3 separate regions of the Homo sapiens genome follow, and all the other regions are linked to region 1. A link is a loop called in an ENCODE intact Hi-C map of the cell type or tissue named here. Cell type or tissue: GM12878. All regions are shown on one strand.

What was found. Peaks named below come from ENCODE experiments on the same cell type or tissue, not always from the same donor. Only the 100,000 strongest peaks of a DNase experiment are listed, where the experiment ranks them.
Region 2: a loop joins it to region 1, with 4 times the contacts of the local background. A loop is called at or near these places in 11 of 110 quality-filtered maps.
Region 3: it touches region 1 in a loop (5-fold over the local background); 31 of 110 quality-filtered maps call a loop at or near these places.

Annotation. Positions count from the first base shown.
Region 1 is chr2:102,365,911-102,368,410 of GRCh38, forward strand. It overlaps IL18R1 (interleukin 18 receptor 1), which reads left to right. Exons shown (of 11, transcript NM_003855.5): 3 at 1,915-2,158. Among named protein-coding and RNA genes, the nearest start is that of IL18R1, 11 kb to the left of the region's middle. RefSeq lists an enhancer at 1,835-1,884. In GM12878, no CTCF peak of the experiment used is centred here; DNase peaks (open chromatin) are centred at 1,061, 1,360 and 1,701; H3K4me3 peaks cover 471 bases; H3K27ac peaks cover 2,500 bases.
Region 2 is chr2:102,423,394-102,425,893 of GRCh38, forward strand. It overlaps IL18RAP (interleukin 18 receptor accessory protein), which reads left to right. Exons shown (of 10, transcript NM_001393487.1): 2 at 418-742; 3 at 838-1,021. Among named protein-coding and RNA genes, the nearest start is that of IL18RAP, 1.5 kb to the left of the region's middle. In GM12878, no CTCF peak of the experiment used is centred here; a DNase peak (open chromatin) is centred at 1,528; H3K27ac peaks cover 900 bases.
Region 3 is chr2:102,434,004-102,436,503 of GRCh38, forward strand. All of the region lies in intron 3 of IL18RAP (interleukin 18 receptor accessory protein), which reads left to right. Among named protein-coding and RNA genes, the nearest start is that of MIR4772, 3.0 kb to the left of the region's middle. In GM12878, no CTCF peak of the experiment used is centred here; a DNase peak (open chromatin) is centred at 1,168; H3K4me3 peaks cover 382 bases; H3K27ac peaks cover 1,732 bases.

The DNA.
Region 1 (2,500 bases):
CCAAATCCCTAGGCTGCACACAGAAAGGGACCCTGGGCCCATCCCAGGAAATCATTTTTTCCTCTTAGGCCTCTGGGCCTGTGATGGGAGGGTCTCTCATGAAGATCTCTGACATACCCTAGAGGCATTTTTCCCCTTGTCTTGGCAATTAACATTTGAGTCCTCATTTCTTATGCAAATTTCTGCAACCAGCTTTAATTCCATGCCCCCCATTCCCACGAACATGGATTTTTCTCTCCTACCACATTCTCAAGCTGTGAATTTTCCAAACTCTTATGCTCTGTCACCTCTTGAATGATTTGCTCTTTAGAAATTTCTTCTTCCAGATAATCGTCTCTCAAGTTCAAAGTTCCATAGATCTCTAGGACAAGGGCAAAATGCAACTAATCTCTTTGCTAAACATAACAAGATTCACTTTTGCTCCAGCTCCCCAAAAGTTCCTCATCTCCATCTGAGACCACCTCAGCCTGGACTTTATTGTCCATAACATTATCAGCATTTTGGTTAAAGCCATTTAACAAGTCTTTAGGAAGTTCCAAACTTTTCCATATTTTCTTATCTTCTTCAAACTGTTCCAACTGTTCCAAACTGCCCTCCAAACTGTTCCAACCTCTGCCTGTATGCAGTTCCAAAGTCACTTCCACATTTTGTGTATCTTTACAGTAGCACCCCACTTCTGGTACCAATTTACTTTATTAGTCCATTCTCACACTGCTAATAAAGGCATACCTGAGACCAGGTAATATATAAAGGAGAAAGATTTAATGGACTCAGTTCTGCAGGGCTGGGGAGGCCTCAGGAAACTTACAAAAGGGGGAAAAGCCCCTTACAAAACCATCAGATCTCATGAGAACTCACTCACTATCATGAGAACAGCATGAGGGTGACTGCCCCCATGATTAAATTCAAGATGAGGTTTGGATGGGGACACAGCCAAACCATATCAGAATACTTCTATCACATCACTTCCTCTTTATGTTGTGGTTAACAATTTTGAGTTAAAACCAGACTGCTGCTTTGAGAAACAAACCCTGACTATAGAGAAGGCATTCTGTCCATGTCCTAAGGGAAATGTTTCGTTCAGTTTAAATACTCTCATTCTCAAAATGTGGTAAAAGTGCACCCGAGAGTCACTGGAGGGTAGATTATGAGAAAGACCCATTAATGCTGAACTTGAAGTACCACAAGTGCCGAAAGAGGGGAACGAGCACCTATCCTGGGTAGATGATGGTCAGATATATTTCCAAAGCCAGAGAATCTGGGTCAATTGAGAAAGAGGGAAAGTGACAGATATGCAAATTTGGATTGATATTATATTAATGAATTCTTGATTATCCACATGGTGACCTACAGTAATAATAAATGTACACACACTGTAAGTTACATAGGCACACTTTTAACCATCCCCACACTTACCAGGGAATGTTAGATAGGCAGGGTGAATGCAAGGTGAGTGAGATTTCTGATGGTGCAGAGGAAGAACGCCAAGGTTGCTAGATTTCTTGTTTTCTTTTCTACTGAGACTCCTCAGCAGGGTATATTTTGAGGTAGGTATGGCAGCACCGTGACTTCTGTGGCTTTCCCTATGAAGAAGTTGTAATGTGTAATATTTTCTTCTAAGAGGTGACACAATTATCAGTCTTCTAGCTATGGTTGGTTAAGTTCTGATACCTTCCTGTTGGGGAGAAACTGTCAGAAGTTGTGTTTTCATCTATGTTCTGAAAGTGCCTTATCCTTTCTAGTGTTGGAAAGATTGACGCAAAAATAAAGAACCCACAGGAAATTGACACCGAGATTTCTCAGGACTTTCTTGCTAACCTTGCTTCTTCACCTAATGCATTAGGAGACCAAAAAAAGTTACCTTGTCATTTTGGTTTTTGTTTTTATTTATTTTACTTTACTAATCTTTTGAAGAATCTTGTACTTCACGTCCCCACATTACTGTGGTTGAAGGGGAACCTTTCTATCTGAAACATTGCTCGTGTTCACTTGCACATGAGATTGAAACAACCACCAAAAGCTGGTACAAAAGCAGTGGATCACAGGAACATGTGGAGCTGAACCCAAGGAGTTCCTCGAGAATTGCTTTGCATGATTGTGTTTTGGAGTTTTGGCCAGTTGAGTTGAATGACACAGGATCTTACTTTTTCCAAATGAAGTGAGTAACCCTTTCTTTTCAAAATGTATTTCACAGCCCTCTTGTCCTTTGTTCAGCAACTCAAATATGCAGTAATCTGAAAGGTCAGATAATCACCACATCCTTTTCTTTCCTACTCTTCCTATGACATGAAATACATTCTTTGTTATGGAACAGAATAAGTTTATCTCTCTCTGCTTATTTTCTTAGTGACCTTAATGAAAGGAGATTACTTTGATAGGATTTCCTTTTAGGGGATCCTTACCAATGACAAGTGACGATTGCATGAAAGTCAGTTTTAAAATTCAGCTGCTCCTGTTGTCTACATGCCCCCAGTCAAATGAAATCAGCAGCTCGGACTTC
Region 2 (2,500 bases), 57 kb after region 1:
GTGTAAAGTGATGGATAACCTGATATATCAGCAGTGTGATATATTAATACAAACCTTTCCATCCTACTATTAAAAGGGGACTGAGAGGAGAATTATTAGGGTGAACAGCTTTCAGCTGATACCAAGCATTGTCGAGGTACCCTGTTACTGTAGTTGAGTGTTCAGTGAGATCAGCTGACGAGGGATGAGCCAGAGTTCTACCATCTTTTCCAGGAAACCAGGGCTGCTGCTGGTATGCTGGAGTCCACTGGGAGGGAATTAGAACAGGCACTTCCTTTCCCCTACAAAATAGACAGTGAAGAAGAAAGACACACAAGGAAGCTAGATCTCTTGTTAAATCAAGTACTAGATGTAAATATAAGCTAGAATTCCATTTTCTAATGTGTTTCCATGTGCTTTGTTTATTATGATTTTCAGGTTGTTCCACAAAAAAACTCCTTTGGACATATTCTACAAGGAGTGAAGAGGAATTTGTCTTATTTTGTGATTTACCAGAGCCACAGAAATCACATTTCTGCCACAGAAATCGACTCTCACCAAAACAAGTCCCTGAGCACCTGCCCTTCATGGGTAGTAACGACCTATCTGATGTCCAATGGTACCAACAACCTTCGAATGGAGATCCATTAGAGGACATTAGGAAAAGCTATCCTCACATCATTCAGGACAAATGTACCCTTCACTTTTTGACCCCAGGGGTGAATAATTCTGGGTCATATATTTGTAGACCCAAGATGATTAAGTATGATCCAAATACATTTCTATCTGAAAACATTTCCAAATCCTCTATTATCTAGACAAAATATCTATGTTCACAGGATCTTGTTAATTTCCTAGGAGCCCCTATGATGTAGCCTGTTGTGTCAAGATGATTTTAGAAGTTAAGCCCCAGACAAATGCATCCTGTGAGTATTCCGCATCACATAAGCAAGACCTACTTCTTGGGAGCACTGGCTCTATTTCTTGCCCCAGTCTCAGCTGCCAAAGTGATGCACAAAGTCCAGCGGTAACCTGGTACAAGGTAAGAGTGAATTCTCTAAAATTAATATAAGAGCATTGTTTTTATGGTATCTTCTTCATGGGCTTTTCATGGAAAAGCGTGTTTGAGAATCTGAGGTATACAGCTTCTCAAAAACTGGCCCTGTGCCTCTGCAGGAGATCTGACTTTCTAAAATAATCATGTTCCCTGGGAAGCCACAGAGCTTGATATTCTAATTATTAGAGGCATCCTTTTGATCAACACCAGAGAAACTTCTAAAATTCAAGTATATTACACATGAGGTTAGACATAAACCTACTAACATCTGCTAATGTAGGAAGATAGGTTCACTCATTTTCACTGTCTTAGGAAAGCAACAGGCATTGCAAAGGGGAAGGGAGGACTCAACACATAAGTCTTGAAGGGTTTGTGAAAGTTACAGGAGCCTGAAATACATTCCCAAAAGACAGCTCTTGGAGGACAGTTAGGACGAATCCAAGGTGGGCCTGAGTGACAGATGTCTTGCACAGGTGAGATGGTGGAAAGGAGTACAGTGCAAATAGAAAAAGGGAACAAGAGCAAGTTTCACAATGACTTTTAGCTATGAACCACATGTACGTGAACTCCCATAACAAAAGCACTTCATGTTTCCATCGTGTTTGATAGTGTTTCCAAGTGCTAGCAGATGATGAAATGCTGCCTAACCATCTCCTCCAAAAGAGCCCCCTGTCAGTTGATTCTTGGGTGGTGGAATCCAGGAATAGAATCTAAATCACTTCCTACAATTGCAATAACTATTTGAAGTTCAATACTTTGTCTTCAAAGTTATGCAGAATTTTGTATTCAACCTCATAATATATGTGTTTGTTAATATAAAAATATCATTCTAAATTGCTACTGATTAAAATCAGAAAGATGAGTTATCTAATGGTTTAATGCACCCCAAATTTTAAGAATGAGAGTCTCCTGGGGATACAGTTACCATGGTAAGAGGAAACATTTCCCTACTTGATTCCTGAGACTCCAGGCTAATAGGAAGACAGATGTTATCACATCCTTTACAGAAATAAATATACAGGGTGGACGAACGGCATGGGGTATGGTCTCAAATTTGTGTTTTTATATGACACTGAAAGAATGCTGGTCTCAATAAAACCCTAATTTCAGAAACATTCATTTCATAACCTTTAAAATGAGGTTAGTAAGAAGAGCCAATAGTTTTGTTCATTATTTTCAGTTCTCTCTCAAGAACAAAACTTCCTTTGGTTCAAAGTATCCGTCATCCAGGATGGCAGCTGTCTTGTTGTCTTGGTGGGCTGTTCTCAGGCCTGTAAAGCAGTCTTGTCCCCGTTATTTCAGATGAAAATGTGTTTGGCTTTTCAATGATCATACACCTGAAGTGAAAGCTATGAATTTTTACTTTTCAGGTGAGCACAAGTTGCATAATAGTAGCCAGCTTTCTGCAAATATTGCTTTTATAAACTAAACCCTAAAACTGTATGACATTCACAAAAGGAAGCT
Region 3 (2,500 bases), 68 kb after region 1:
AATTTAATGTGTTTCCAAATAGGAAGAAGATAATTTAGATTATATTTCTCAAAACTGTTTCTAGGGTTGAAACATTGGCCCATTTGATTATTCTCACTATGAACATTTCAGAACTCTGAAGATCTGGACAGCTTTCTAACACCTGTTCAAAACAATCATCTGTATGCTGTCTAACCAGCACTGAAACAGAGGAAGAATTTCCTTACTTGTTCAGAACAGAATATTGCCACAGCCCCACTATTGTTTTAGCTTTGGGACAGCCTCATTATATGGTTGATTTATTCTGAGTTGGCAGGCAAGTCTTTCCACAAAAACTGAAATCAAGCAAGTTCTCTCTATTTTTGTTTGTAGAGTAGAATTTGTAACTTATGTTCATGATTTTATATTTATTTCTGTTAAATAATTTGTTGTTTTTAGTTCATTCTACATGTCAAGAGGTTGGAATTCTGATTTTGAATGCCAACATATTAGCCATCACACGCAGGTTTGTGAGGCATGTAGATGAGATCAACATGGTATGTTCTCCCTCAAGCCCCTGCTAAAACTACGGGCGAGGCTAACACCAGGGACAGAGTGCTCTGCTGTTAACTCCAGTTTGATCCTTCTAGTTACATATGATCCATTCATCCACAACGCAAGGGTGTTGCTTAATTAACTAAAAGGGCACTCGAATGCCCTATATCTGATCATTCAGCTCACAATGTACCTTTGGTTTAACAGAGAGATCATGAGAATATTTTTCAAGTGACTCACAATAGTGAAGATACTCTGTGTCTGCCATACTCCTGTGAACCTCCAGTCTATTCAGTTGTGGGCAACAATGAGATTGCCTTGATATGATTGTTGTTAGCAAATGCAAGCTGGCTGATATTAACCATCACTTCCTTTTCTAAGGGTTCATAAACCATCTGTTAAATAATTAATTCAAGACTTTCACTAGAAATTGACATCTAGCCCATTATCAATAATTTCCATAATATACTCCATTCCCATTAAAAGATAAATATTAGTAAAAAAAAAATCTATCAATAGAATGTTGTTAGTTGATAACTGGGGCAAGAGACTGCAACTACACTTAACGGGAAAGAGCAACATAGACAACAGAAACAGAAAAGCAAAGGGTATGTTCAGTGTATGGTCACACTGAGTGGCTCACTGTGGTGGGAGCTGAGAGTTCTTAAGTGGTTTAATTAGGACTAGAATGGAAATAAAGGTTGTGTGGTTCTCATGATGGTTATGGGGACCTTGCTGATGTGTTTGAACTTTATGAGTGTGAGTCCTGATCCAGGACAGGACAGAAAGAAGTGGAAACAGAAAGAAGGTGGCAGATGCTAGTGATATTTTCATGTAATAAAATGAAAGATTAAAAGCTTTGACTGGGAGTGTGTGTAAAATAGATGAGTAGCATATTTGGTGTTTTTCTGGCTCAACATATATGAGATAGTAGTAGTAAATTCAATTAGGAGCAGGAAAGCTGTGATGAATACAGACCTGGACACAATGAGTCTATGATAAGGAACATTAAAATGGATATGAAAACCTGAAATGCACCAGGGAGAATAGGCCAGGGAGGAGAGTGAAAGAAATGCAGGTCTTTGGAGTCCTCCCAGACTGGGTAGTGGAAGTCCAGCTAGGAGCTCCAGTGTGTTGTCCAAATCCAGGAAGTACCATTCCCATAGAATAACACAGTGTGCGTGATGCTCAGTAGCTGTACTGACTGGTAGTATAAGAAATCGATAATACTGCAGTATAATATTATAATACCTGCCCCTAGTAGTAAGAATAACTGTTCTTCTCCCTGCTTCACATATACCTTTAAAAGTCCTTTGCAGTGTCTTCATTTTTTTTTTTTTTTTGCATGCCTCCACTCTTTTGAAGACTTACGGACATTATTCATTCAGATTCACAGTGGCGGATGTTCCTGTTTCCATATTCTGCTCATGACTGCTTCACATATGAGCAAAACCAAGAGTTCCCTGTGCAGCTGCATTAGCCTCTCTTTGTCCTATGAGGATTAACTGTAATTGTATTATTAGAATGGGTTTCCCATCATCCTTGGCATAAATTGCTTCTCCCTAATTTCTTTTCTTTGATATTTCCTCTAAGTTCCATTTCATAAAGTCTTAATGATACATACTAAGCCTCACTTACCTATTTATGGGTAAAAAAGATACATTATTCCCCATCCTCCCCCTTGGCTTAGGTGAGGTCTTAGTTACGGCTCTGTGTCCTCCCACCATTACGTTCTCATGCGATTTATGACACGCCTCTCCCCTGAATTCTGATCTTTATATGTTATCACTGCGTCCTCTGAAGTTTTATCTTTGAATTTCCCCCTATGTTTTAAAACTTCCTTTTGAAAAGTTCCTGATTCTTGAGATCATCTGGTATATATTTAGCCTTGTATACCACTACCTCTTTGCCTTGTTTTGCTTCCTGCCCACAGCTGCACTTCTCTGGCCACTCTGCCCCCACCCTTAGTCTCCTTTCCAGCCTGCTG